Regions from separate parts of the Homo sapiens genome. Here region 1 is linked to region 2. A link is a contact called in ENCODE Hi-C or POLR2A ChIA-PET data. All regions are on one chromosome and are shown on one strand. Each heading gives the region's core, a stretch centred on a gene start or an enhancer-like site at or near the end of the contact. The rest is flanking DNA. Distances are from core to core; before and after follow the strand shown. Region 1 overlaps PEX14 (peroxisomal biogenesis factor 14). Region 2 overlaps PEX14 (peroxisomal biogenesis factor 14).

Evidence for each region. A loop is a pair of places that touch in the nucleus more often than their neighbours do. ChIA-PET counts read pairs that join two places held with the same protein, here RNA polymerase II (POLR2A). Pooled maps may share reads with other maps.
Region 1: a loop to region 2 is called in a map of right cardiac atrium, with 3 times the contacts of the local background. The contact joins two enhancer-like sites. A Hi-C loop is called at or near these places in 9 of 168 maps with a recorded cell type or tissue (Panc1, astrocyte of the cerebellum, esophagus squamous epithelium and 6 more) and 3 of 50 pooled maps. POLR2A ChIA-PET finds 5 or more read pairs at or near these places in 5 of 52 experiments (AG04449, AG04450, HEK293 and 2 more).

The regions. Positions count from the first base shown.
Region 1 is chr1:10,605,588-10,612,606 of GRCh38, forward strand. The region is part of intron 4 of PEX14 (peroxisomal biogenesis factor 14); the gene reads left to right. Among named protein-coding and RNA genes, the nearest start is that of PEX14, 130 kb to the left of the region's middle. Within about 2 kb of position 5,769, at least 3 of the 41 ENCODE cell types and tissues checked have a DNase peak (open chromatin) inside an H3K27ac peak, as active enhancers do.
Region 2 is chr1:10,537,747-10,544,317 of GRCh38, forward strand. All of the region lies in intron 3 of PEX14 (peroxisomal biogenesis factor 14), which reads left to right. Among named protein-coding and RNA genes, the nearest start is that of PEX14, 66 kb to the left of the region's middle. RefSeq lists an enhancer at 3,202-3,745. Within about 2 kb of position 3,057, at least 7 of the 41 ENCODE cell types and tissues checked have a DNase peak (open chromatin) inside an H3K27ac peak, as active enhancers do.

The sequences.
Region 1 (7,019 bases), core at 4,519-7,018, 71 kb after region 2:
CCAGGGTGGCCTGTGCGTAAGTGATACTGAGGTGACAGTAAACAGAAAGCATGCATGGGTGGCCTCGGGGTTCCCGTCAGAAAGCAAAATAGCAAATGTCGCCTCCACCTCTCTCTCTGTCTCTTCCATTTCTCTCTCATGCTTCCATTTCTTTCTCTGCTGGTTTAGCAGACAAATCTCTCTTTTTGCTACCTGAAAGTTACTGGTTTGTATATGAAGAAAGTATTTCTTTAATTTTGAGGAAATTGTGTTTTCTTTTGTCCGTGGTGCCGGTTTGGATTAGCAAGCACCCTCTCCATTTTGTTGCTGTGTGTTCTGCCTGGTGTGGTGCCACATGGGGGCTGAATAAATGCCATTCGCGGATGTTGAAGAGGGTAAGTATCACGGGAAGGAACCGAAATGAAGTGATCCTTTCCTTAGGTTTCTTGGACCATTACAAGTCTTTGGTGTTGATGGCAGTTAGGATTCTGGCTGTGCTGACAGTGTGTTAGTTTTAGAAAATTCTGCTACAGGTGACAGAGAACTCCAAACAAGAGTGGCTTAAAGAGAGAGGAATTTTTCTCTATTACATAAATGTAGGCAGCCCAGGCTGCCAGGAGGCTCTGTGGTCTGCAGGAACCCTACTCTGCCTCACTGCTCTGCATTCCTGACTGGCTCTCATCCGTCTCGTGGTGCAGTGTGAATGCTTCAGCTCCAACTATCCCACCTGCTGTCCAGCCAGCGAGAGCGGGGAGAAAGCGGGAAAAGGGCAGGCTGCCTTCTAAGGACACCTCTTGGAAATTGCCCATGTCCCTTCCACTTTCTCCCCATTGGCTGGATCTTGCATGGCTATCCTTGCCTGCGAGTGAGGCTGAGATGTAGTCCTGATCTCGTCAGCACATGTCCTCAGCTTTCCATATCCCATAGGAGGTTTGAGTTCTGATAAATACTGGGTTTAGGATAATGGTTGCCTCTGGGCTGGGGAGGAACACATGGCTAGCTTCAGTGGTATTTGGAAAGTTCTAGCTAGTAAATTAGGCAGGTTTAGAATTGCTCATTGTATTCCTGTTCTTATAACTTAAATAAATGTTATATTCTTTTGTATGTGTCAAATATTACAGGGTATGTTTTTTAAAGTTGCATTAGAATTCTCAGGTCTGGCTTCTTCTCTTGGTCCCAGCTGCAAGCTGTGCAGAGAGAAAACTTAGAGCCTACACCACTGGGTAGTGTTCCCAAGCACTCCTGACTTCCTGTAGCTCTTTTTTAAAAAAAATTCTGAATGGATTTTTTATTTTTTAAAAGTCTTATTGAGATGTAATTTACGTAAAATAAAATACACCCATTTTAATTGTACAATTTGAGTTTTGATAAGTGTACATTTCCATATAACCATCACTACATGACAGAACATTTCCAATACCCTGAAAGGTTCCCTTGGGTCCCATTTCCAGTCAATCCACCCTCCTTGATCCTGGCTTGAGGGCAACCACTGATCTGCTTTCTATTACTACCTATTAGATTTCTTTCCTAGAGTTTTTTTTCTTTTTTTAATATAAATAGAATCATACAGTATTGTACTCTCTTGTTTCTATTTTTTTTCTTTCCGCTCAGCGTAGTGTTGCCGAGATTCACCCAAATTGCTGTGCGCATCCGAAGCCTTTTCCTTTTTACCATTGGGTGGGTGGTATTCCATTGTAGGGATGCACCACAGTTTGTTTATCCATTCACCAGTTGATGGACTTTGGGTTGTTTCCAGCTTTGAGCTATTACGAATAAAACTTTTGTGAACATTCGTATACAAGTCTTTGTATGTTTTTATTTCTCTTGGGTGAGCGCCTAGAAGTAGAATTGTTGGTTTATATGTTAAGTGTATGTTTAACTTTATAAGAAGCTGCTAAACTGTTTTCTGGAGTGGTTGCATCATTTTACCTTCCCACCAGCAATGTTTGAGAGTTCTAGTTGCTACATATCCCCAACAGTTGGTCTTCTCAGTCTTTTTAATTTTAGCAGTTTTAGTGTGTATATGCTGGTATCTCATGGTGGTTTGGGTTTATATTTCTTTGATGACTGATTAGGTTGAACCTCTCTTTGTGTGTTTATTGTCCACTTGCATATCTTTCTTGTGAAGAGTGTGTTTCAGTATTTTGCCCATTATTAACAGTCTTCTTACTGAGTTGAATGAGGTTTTTAATGTATTCTGGATTCAAGTTGTTGGTCAGATACATGTATTATGAGTATTTCCTCCCAGTTGGTGGCTTGCCTTTTTATTTTCCTAACATTACCTTTTGAAGAGCACACAATTTTAATTTTGATGACATATATTTATCTTTTTTTCCTTTTATGATTCATGGTTTTGCATCCTAAAGAAGACTTTGTCTATTCCAAGGTTGAAGAGACTTTCTCCTATATTGTCTTCTAGGAGACACTGTCTCACTCTGTCACCCAGGCTGGAATGCAATGGCCTGATGTTGGCTCACTGCAACCTCTACCTCACGGGCTCAAGTGATCCTCCTGCTTCAGCCTCCCAAGTAGTGGGGACTACAGGTGTGTGCCACCACACCTGGCTAATTATTGTATTTTGTGGAGAGATGGGTTTTCACCATGTTGCCCAGGCATGAGCCACTGCACCCAGTTTATAGCGTTAGTTTTTATGTTTAGGTCTGTGATCTATTCTTAGTTAATTTTCGTGAATGGTGTGAGGTGAAGGTCAAGGTTCGTTTCTCCCCATAAGGATATCCAGTTGTGCCTATACCTTATGTTCAAAAGATTATCTTATCCGCATTGAGTTACATGTCTATAAAAAATCAACTCACAGCCAGGCTTGGTGGCTCACATCTGTAATCCCAGCACTTTGGGAGGCCAAGGTGGGCGGATTGCCTGAGCTCAGGAGTTCGAGACCAGCCTGGCCAACATGGTGAAACCCGGTCTCTACTAAAAGTACAAAAATTAGCTGGGTGTGGTGGCAGGTGCCTGTAATCCCAGCTACTCAGGAGGCTGAGGCAGGAGAATGGCTTGAACCTGGGAGGTGGAGGTTGCAGTGAGCTGAGATTGTGCCACTGCATTCCAGCCTGGGTGACAACAGCGAGACTCCGTCTCAAAAAAAAAAAGAAAAAAAAAAAATCAACTGACTATATATGAATGGGTCTGTTTCTAGATTCCTCTTTTAAAAAAAAATAAAAAAAAAAACAAAGCTATCGAAGTATACTTTATATGTCATACAACTCATCCATTTCAACTATACAATTCAATGATTTTTAGTAACTTTACCGAGTGATGCAGCTGTCACCATAAATCAGCTTTAGAGTACTTCACCTCCCCTGCAAGATCCTTTGGGCCCATTTACTGTTAATCCCTCTTCCCACCTCTAGCCCCAGGCAACCACTAATCTCCTTTTCATCACTATAAATGTCCCCTTTTCTGGACATTTCAGGTAAATGGAATCAGAATATGTGATCTCTTGTACCTGGCCTCTTTCACTTAACCTGATGTTTTTGAGGTTCATCCATATTGTAGCATGTATCAGTAATTCATTCCATTTTATCATGGAATAGTATTCTGTTGTCTGGTTGTACCTCATTTTGTCCATCAGTTCAGCAGTCGATGGACATTTAGATTGTCTCCAATTTTGGTGAAGATGAATAATGCTGCAAAGAACATTTCTGTGCAAGTTCTGTGTGGACATACGTTTTCATTCCTCTTGGGTAGATATCTAGGAGTGGAATTGCTGGATGTGGTAGTTTTATGTTTCTGGATCCTTCTTAATTCTTTTCTTTCTAATTAGCTTTTTGTAAGTATAATTTACATACAATAAGATACATCAATTTTAAGTATACAATTCAATGAGTTGTACAAACAAGTTGTAACTCATTTAACTCCTGTAACCAACACTACAATCACAATATAGAAAATTTCTATCACCCCAGAAAGTTGCTTTGTGCCCTTTATGTCGTCCTTTTCCCCTGCCTCTGGTTTCTGTTAACCACCAATCTCTGCTCTGTCACTGTAGTTCCTTGTGCCTTTTCAAACATTTCTTATAGAACAGGTGCAGTGGCTCATGCCTGTAATTCCAGCACTTTGGGAGGCTGAGGAGGGCGGATCACCTGAGGTCAGGAGTTCGAGACCAGCCTGGCCAACATGGTGAAACCCTGTCTCTACTAAACGTACAAAAATTAGCTGGCCGTGGTGGCGGGCGCCTGTAATCCCAGCTACTCGAGAGGATGAGGCAGGAGAATCCCATGAACCCGGGAGGCGGAGGTTGCAGTGAGTTGAGATTGCACCATTGTACTCCAGCCTGGGTGACCGAACGAAGCTCCATCTCAAAAAATAAATAAATAAATAAAAATAAAACATTTTGTATAAATGGAACCATATAGTATGTAGACTTCTGTGTCTGGTTTCTTTACCGTAACATAATGGTTTTGAGATTGATTCATGTTTTTATATACATATATATGTATTGATATATAAATACATATTTATATAAATACATATAATTTTATTCATATATAATTTATATATGCATTTCTATATTATATGTAAATATATGTAATATATATTTGGAAAATACATATAAAAGGAATGAACTGTTTATGTCTATATCATGATTGTGATTCATGGTTTTTGCATCCTAAGAAGCCTTTGTCTACCCCAAGGTTGAAGAGACTTTCTCCTATATTGTCTTCTAGGAAGTTTTATAGTGTTAGTTTTTTGGAGACACCATCTCACTCTGTTGCCCAGAGTATATTTATTATATATTTATATATATTATACACAAATATATATAACTTTACATATATATATATATATACACACACACACACACACACACACACATATATATATACACAGAGAGAGAGAGATATCATTCTTTTTCATTACTGAGTTGTATTCCAGAGATCAGTGGGCTTTCTTTTTCGTTTTTCTTTTTTTTTTGAGATGGAGTTTCACTCTTGTTGCCCAGGCTGGAGTGCAATGGCGTGATCTTGGCTCACTGTAACCTCTGCCTCCCGGGTGGGTTCAAGTGATTCTCCTGCCTCAGCCTCCCGAGTAGCTGGGATTATAGGCATGCGCTACCACGCCTGGATAATTTTGTATTTTCAGTAGAGACGAGGTTTCTCCATGTTGGTCAGGCTGGTCTCGAACTCCTGAACTCCTGACCTCAGGTGATCCGTCCGCCTTGGCCTCCCAAAGTGCTGGGATTACAGGCATGAGCCACTGCCTGGACTTTTTCTTTAAATGGGTATATTTTAGACTTTGTGAGCCACATATCTCTGTCACATGTTTTCCTTCTCACCTTTTTCTCTTCTCCCTTCATCCTCTCTTCTTTCTCCTCCTTCTTCCTCTTCCTGTTCTTCTTCTCCCTTTCCCATGACCACAATTCTTTAAAAATTTAATAACCAGGCTGGGTGCGGTTGCTCACGCCTGTAATCCCAGCACTTTGGGATGTGAGTTGGGTGGATCACTTGAGGTCAGGAGTTTGAGGTCAGGAGTTTGAGGTCACCATGCCTGGCCAGCATGGTGAAACCCTGTCTGTACTAAAAATATAAAAATTAGCTGAGCCTGGTGGCATGCCTGTAGTTCCAGCTACTTGGGAGGCTGAGGCAGGAGAATCACTTGAACCCAGGAGGTACAGGTTGCAGTGAGCTGAGATTGCGCCACTGCACTCCAGCCTGGGTGACAGAGCAAGACTCTGTCCCCCCACCGAAATAAAAAAAAAATTAATAGCCATTCTTAGCTCATGGCTACATAAAAATAGGCTAAAGTAGGATTGGCCAACTGGCTATAGTGCCAACTTCTGTTGCTCCATGTACCGCAATTTCTTTATCTGTTGACCAGTTGGTAGTCATCTGGCTTGCTCCCAGTTTGGGGCTATTATGAGTAAAGCTGCTGTGAACATTCATGTATAAATCTTTATGTGCACTTATACTTTCATTTCCTAGGAGTGGAATGGCTTAGTCACATGTTAGGTCCATGTTTAACTTTAAAAGAAACTGTCAAACTATTTCCCAAAATGGTTGTAGCGTTTGTGTTCCCATCAGCAATATGTAAGAGTTTCAGTTGCTCCATATCTTTGTCAACACCCGATAGTCTCATTTTTGAGTTTAGCCATTCTAATGTGTATGTAATGGAACCTTATTGTATAGTACTTTTAATTTGGATTTCCCTAATGGCTAATGACATCAAGCATATTTTCATGTACTTATTGGCCATTCGTATATCTTTTGTACAGAGTCTCTTCCAATCTTATGCCCATTTTAAAAGCCACTTTGTCTTTTTATTATTATTGAATTGTCAGAGCTCTTTATGTATTCTAGTTACAAGTGCTTTGTCAGATATATGCTTGGCAGATATTTTCTCCCAGCCTATGGCTTGTCTCTTCATTTTCTTGACAGTGCCTTTTGAAAAGCAAAAGCTTTAAATTTTGATGGTGTCCATTTGATCAGTTTTTTCCTTTTTGGTTCATGCTTCTTATATCTTAAGATGTTTTTGTTTACCCCAAGGTTGCAAAGATTTTCTTCTATGTTTTCTGATTTCTTATAGAAGTTTTATAGTTTTTGCTTTCTTGTTTAGGTGTGACCCATTTTGAGTTAATTTTTGTGTATGGTATAAGGTGAGAGTCAAGGTTCATTTTTTTTTCCTATGGATATCCAGTTGTTCAGCATGGCTGTTGCAAAAATTATCCTTTCCCCATAGAGCTACCTTGGCCTCTATCAAAAATCAGTTGACCATGTAAGCATGGGTCTATTTCTGGACTCTTCTGAATTCTTAACAGCTTAATTAGAGCTCATATTTTTTAATCTATGGACAGGGGATATAGATATGCCTCTCGGTGTCCTTCCTGCCTAAAGATGACACTGCTAATGGCATTGTAGCCCATGAAAAGTGGAAAAGATTGTCTTTCATGGGATGTACGTGTAAATACAGGCTTTGCATTTTCCAACAGGACTACTGTTGGGCTACTGTGGTGCCTTTTGCCATCCAGGCTGCCAAGTCCTTCTGTTCAGAGCAGAGACGATCTGTTTCTGTTGCTGCTCTCTGGG
Region 2 (6,571 bases), core at 1,807-4,306:
TTTGCTCGGCACTTCCCCACCGCAGGCTTTGCTGAGCAGTTTTAGTATCAGGAGCTCCATCTAATCTGTTTAATTTTAATAAATCCCTGACTGGGAGAGGGAGTGAAAAAAAAAAGAGAGAGAGAAACTCTGGACCAAATAATACTTCTTTTGAGTTACTTGGCTAATAATTACTGTAGAGAGAAAACTTTTTGTGCAATTATGATTCGTTGCTCCTTTAGCAAAAAAAATCCAACTGATCAATTCATCCAAGAGTCATTGTGCACCCTATGCCCTGTCCCTGGACTCCCATCAGGAATTTAGCAGAGAACCGAACAGACAAAATCCCTGCCCTCGCAGAGCTTAAATTCTAGTGGAGGGAAGGCAGACGATTAACAAATGGGAAAATGAAATAGGTCGGATGTCAGATGCCGAGCGCCATGGATACTGATGAATGAAGCAGGGAGCCGGGGTGAGGAATGCCAGAGTTGGTGTGGGCTGGACTGTGATCTTAAACAACATGAATGTCAGAGTGTCTCTAAGAGGGTGGCACATGAGCAAAGACTGGAAGGTGACTGTTTATTGGTACAGTGGACATAATTCCTTCTTGACCCCTAATTTGGGTTAGAGTTTTTAGAATTTTAGGCATCTGGCACCTTGAGATGCTATCCTGCCCTTCGTCCTCTAAAGAGAACCATGTGAGTTTATCCCGTACTTAAACCTGGAATCTCTGAGGTTAATCACCCATCTCCATTATCCTCTAAAATGCTGCTTCAGTCAGTAATTATCCATTTCCGAGTTGAATCCCAATGGAGTAGGTTCTGGCAGGACCTTTTCTGGGCAGAGAATTCCAAGGTTTGATCGGTGTCTGGGGAAGAAAAGCCCCTTCGCAGATTTAAGCTTCACTTTTCAAATTTCGGGCTGTTCCAGGGTCAGGTTTCCGTGCTCAGCACGGCCTGGCACCGTCTCCGATGGGGATGAGGGTGAACATCTACTGGGTCCCTAACAGTAGTTGTGGCAGGAAAGCAAATTGGCTCGCTGGCCGTCTGGACCAGGAGGGGCCTGGGTTCTGGCACCCGTGCTCTTGGACTCCCTGCAGAAGCCTTGCAGTGCTGGGCTTGGAGCATGGGCTCTGGGAGGGCTCTCAGCTCCTGGAGTCTTGGCTTTTCCTAGCAATGTCACTTCAGGGAATTGCAGTGGAGCACTGACTTGAATTATAATCTTGACTTTCTTTTTTTTAATAAACATCTCTTTCCTGAAAAGGCAAATCCAATTTTGTTTTTCTTTTAATATTATTTAATATTTAATATAGAAATTGAGGTCCCTGTAGTGCATGTCAGTTCAGTGGAAAATGAGGCGCATCAGCTGAGTTTGTTTCATTGTGAAACCGCAGCTGGGAGCAGGGGCTGCATCCTGTCCGTGTTACCGACTGGTTAAGTGTTGTGCTCTGTGACTTCTGGTGGGGGTGCTGGGTGAGGGTGAGTAGGGAATGAGTGGTATAGGGATGGAAGAGCATTGGTTTGCAAAGGTCTTTCCTGTTACTTTTTTTTTGTTTTTTGTTTTGAGATCTCTTTCGGATGCTTTAAAATCTGAACATGGAGCCATTAATGAGAAACGTGAAGTTATTAGAATCATTTATCATTTTCTTTGAAGTTTGTACTGCCATTTTGTGTAATTTACAACATTTCTTCCTTTTATCGGGAATATTTTGGATGAAAGAAAAAAGCAGCTGCTCACCTTCAGAGTATTAGAATAAATGTTTTTGTTTTCCTTCCAACCACTTGATTCTGCAGATGACACATCAACTGCGGAGTCAGCCACACATCAAGATAATTGGACTGTGTGTGGGGTTTAAGCCCTCATAGAACCAGTCTATATATAGAAGCAGTTCTTGCCAGGCAGGCATCATATCTGGGGCTTTAAGCAGGCTGCAATCCAGGAGGTTAGAGTAACGTAAAAACAGCAATAGAATCAGTCCAGAAAGTTAGAGGCTTGGAAATTGTCGTCAATAGGCTTGTGTTGATTTGACACCCTATCCAGCCACAAAATGTAGGAGGCAGTCTGCTTCCAAAGATGTTTGGCAGGCTGAGGATGAGGTGGGTAATAGTGATGCTTGCTTGTGAGGGGGGTGAGGTGGGGGAGGGGGATAGAGTTGTCTGTTAACTTACTCTAACATATCTGTTGCAAAGCAAGCTTCTAGGAAAGACAAACATCATCTATTTTTCTGTATAACCCTGCATAGTGGGGCCTGGGTGCTGTTGGCTCACACTTACTGTGTCCTTCTCAAGTGTCTAAGTAAAGGGCTTTTTCCTGCCTCATCCAAGAAATGGTCCTGGTTGGGGTAGGCAAATGAAACAAATAAAACACACCACCATACTTTCTCATTCCAAAAGGTGAAACTAGATCTTATCCTTCTACTGTTCCTGGAAGTAGAAACCCCGGTAGCAAAACCGCCTCCTTGCTGGAAATGAACTTGAAGAAACCTGGCGGTCCCAACCTTGGTAGTGGGCTAGAGGTAAAGGGCTTCTCTGTAGAATATTTCAAGGGGGAGTAAATTCTTACACAGATTTCAATTTAACTCTCTTTTATTACTTTTCTTTTTTTTATCATTTACGTCTATTTCATGAGGTAGTTTGCATGTCCTTGAATGGAATCTCGTTACCATGAAAGCTTTTTTAGCATTGATTTCATAACAGTCTTAATTTAATAGCTCCGTCATTACTGAGAAGCTCTGGGAGTGGGGCCCTGGCTTTCCAGGTCACTGACCTTTTAATTACAAACCTTGTTCTGATGGCCAGGTTATCGACTGGACAGCTCCCAGCTTGTGCCCCCAGGATGAAAACGAAAATAACTGTGTTTCCTCCCCCATCTCCAGGAAAAAAAAAATTGTAACCTCTTGTGTTTCTAAAATTAATTTTCTCCTTCAGCTTTACTTTATAATTAATTCTTTAATGTGTCTTAGTGAAGCCAGAAGTCTTTTCACAAAGCTTTTCTTCCTAGAGCTTGGGTCCAGCAGATAGCTTGGGGGGAGGGCACGGAAATCTTGCCAGCTCCCACCCCTTGCTTGCGTGTGGCCCATTTCCTCATCCTCAGAAACTCCTGCGGCTGAGCTGGAAGGAATACAATTGGCTCTGTGAGGGGCTGTCTGGCCCTTCTGATTTTTTGTTAACGAGACATGGATTGTGGCATCAAGATTTAGATTCATTCCTCTGTTTGTTGGAGTCATTGAAGCCAGTATATCCTGGACATTTTTTAAAGAGGTCCCCATTCTGAGAAAAGACAGGAGTTGAATGTCTTATTGATTCTTACCTTTCTGTTCGTTATAGACGACCAGAGGAAACAAATGCCCGACACGGATTCGACTCAGTCATAAGTGTGAACCAAATAGGCCGATCTGGGTTCTCTCACTGACTGAAGAGGAAGAGAAATAAGAGAGGACAGTGGGCAAAATGTAGGGTGACAACCAAGGGTTCTGGTTTGCCCAGAATTGCCCTGGGTTCAACCCTGAAGTTCCCATGTTGTGGACAGCCCCGTGGTCCTAGACAAACAGGTCACCTTAGCGGTAAAAGCCTTTCTCAGGAGTGAGAGCTACCAGGGGAGACAAAACGGGTTTGGTTTTGGAACCTGGAGGAAGAAGGCAAAATGAGAAGAGTCCACTGGCAGTGAGTCCCGGAGAGGCCCGCCTGCAGCAGCGTGGCATCTTCCGCACCCACTTCCTGCTCTTTCTCCCGTAGCCCTGCCCTAGTGTGGGTCCAGTGCAGAGCCTCTGGGGGCGGGGCCGTGCCCTGCAGGTGAGCGAGGAGCTGCTCGTGCGGAGCAGGCAGGGCTGTGTGGCAGCCGCGCTTGTTCCTGAGGATGATTGAGCATCTCCATCCATCTGTTGTGAACGGACCGTCTTCCTTCCCTGCCAGTCTTGCACCTGCATATTCGTCACCTGCTGTTCTGGCCCAGCCTATTCATCACACCGACTGGTCCCCCGCATCAATTTTCCCGCTCCCCCTGTTATCCAAACTTGCCTTGAACTCCACAGATTTTTCTCGGCATCCAGGACGAGACCTACGGCAGCTAGGCCAGCCGAATGTTGTAGAAACAGAGATGCCCTGGCTTCCCCATTCAGAGCGGGAGCTGATAGCACTTGCTGCCCCAAGAAGGCTGAGCTGAGGGGTTTCCTCCACTTCACCCTGCGATGGGGAAATAGTGCAGAGGAGTTTGCGGGGAGGGAACACTTTCAGATTTACCCAGTTACTTTTATGTTTTCCCTGCAACTGAAGACTGATTCTTTTCTTAAACTTGCGTGCCTGTAACAATACTGCAATGAAAAGGAAAGTGACAAAATGACATTGGCATGTATTAGTAAAAAAAAATTTTTTTTACTTTTTGAAAAGGTAAGGCATATACATGGTCTTAAAAATTCAAACAGTAGAGAAGGGTATACAGTAAAAAATAAGTCTTCTCTTCTCATTCTCTCATTCCTGTTCCCCACCCGTTCTCTTTTGCAGAGGATGCTACAGTTTCTTATGTATCATTCCAGAGATAATCTATCCACATGAAAGCATGTTAATATGTATTACTCCCCCACAGAAACACGAATGCTTTCTAAATACAGTGGTAGCATATTTTACACTTTACTCGTATACTTGGTGTTATATCTCGGCAGTCATTCCACATCGATACATACTGACTTGCTTCATTCTTTTCAGTGGCTGCATAATATTCCATTATATGCATGTGTTATCCTTTTAAAAACTAGTCCCGGCTGGGCGCGGTGGCTCACGCCTATAATCCCAGCACTTCGGGAGGCAGAGGCGGGAGGATCACGAGGTCAGAAAATTGAGACCATCCTAGCTAACACGGTGAAACCCCGTCTCTACTAAAAATACAAAAAATTAGCTCGGCGTGGTGGTATGCGCCTGTAGTCCCAGCTACTCGCGAGGCTGAGGCAGGAGAATCGCTTTAACCCGGGAGACAAAGGTTGCAGTGAGCCGAGATCGTGTCACCGCACTCCAGCCTGGGTGACAGAGCAAGACTCCATCTCAAAAATAGAAACAAAAACAAACAAAAAATTAGCCCCAAATTTGTGAGCATTTAGGTTGATTCCTATCTTCTGCTGTCTCAAGCAATGGCCCAATGAATATTCTTGTCGTATACATTGTTGAACGCGTGTTGGTTTGGCACCATGCTGAAGTCAGAGCATTTTTGCATATGGTAAGCAGGATAGGGGATATTTTTCTTGCTTAAATTTCATGGGATTATGTTTCATAGTAAAGAAGATAAAACTTTTTTAAGGTAAACATGGACTATAGGTAGAAGGAAGTTAATAAGAGGAAAAAGAGTAACAAATTGCGGTTAACACTTAGCACAGATTTGGATTTTGAAGGGATGGACATTCTGGTTATGTGAAAAATTCTTGCTTTCTTTTTTTGTTTTGAGACGGAGTCTCGCTCTGTCGCCCAGGGTGGAGTGCAATGGCACAATCTCGACTCACTGCAGCTTCTGCTTCCCAAGTTCAAGCGATTCATCTGCCTCAGCCTCCCGAGTAACTGGGATTACAGGGGCCTGCCACCGCACCCAGCTAATTTTTGTAGTTTTTGGTAGAGATGGGGTTTTACCATCTTGGCCAGGCTGGTCTTGAACTCCTGATCTCATGATTCACCTGTCTCGGCCTCTCAAAGTGCTGGTATTACAGGCATGAGCCACCACTCCCGGCCTGCTCAGTTTTGACCTAGCCATTGAGGGAGGCAGTGGGCACAGAGAGAAAAGAGCAGGAAGGCCTTCGTTAGTGAGGGGAGGCTCAGGCAGAGACGCATGTGCCAGTCGCTGGATTGGCGTGTGAGGAAAAAGAAGGGAAGAGAATTGAGGCTGGTGAGATAGGAAGTGAGGGAGGAGCTGGGGTTAGGACCCAATATTATATAACAGTATTGCCTAGGCTGGAATGTAATGGCATGATCATAGCTCACTGAAGCCTTGAACTTCTGGGCTCAAGCGATCCTTCTGCCTTAGCCTCCCGAGTAGCTGGGACTACAGGCACGTGCCACCACACCTGGTGAGTTTTTTTGTAGAGACAGGGTCTCACTGTGTTTCCCAGGCTGGTCTCAAACTCTCGGCCTCAAGTCATCCTTCTGCCTTGCCTTCCCAAAGCATTGGAATTACAGACATGAACCACGGCACCTGGCCCATGGAGCACAGAGAAACTCTGTTTGAGGAAGTTTACTCTCGGCTCTGTATTGAAACTGACTTGGCCTGGCAATAATAAGACCAGCCACAAAGATGGTCCTGCTGAGTCCGTCTTCAGGTGTGGGGGATCTGGGCCGGGTTGGTAGCAGTAGAGATGGAAATAGAAATGACAGCATATTTATGTAGACAGTTCTACAGTTTACAAAACACTATCACATAGTTGATTTTTTCACTATGACCCTAGTATGTAGTGGGCAGGTTAATGAATATTAGTTGATTTTTTCGCTGTGACCCTAGTATGTAGTGGGCAGGTTAATGAATATTTGTTAAATGAATGAAAACATTATTTAATGAATCTCAGAGTGGCTCTTTTCTCCCATTTTACATAGATGAAGAAATTGAGGTTTAGAAAGGCTAA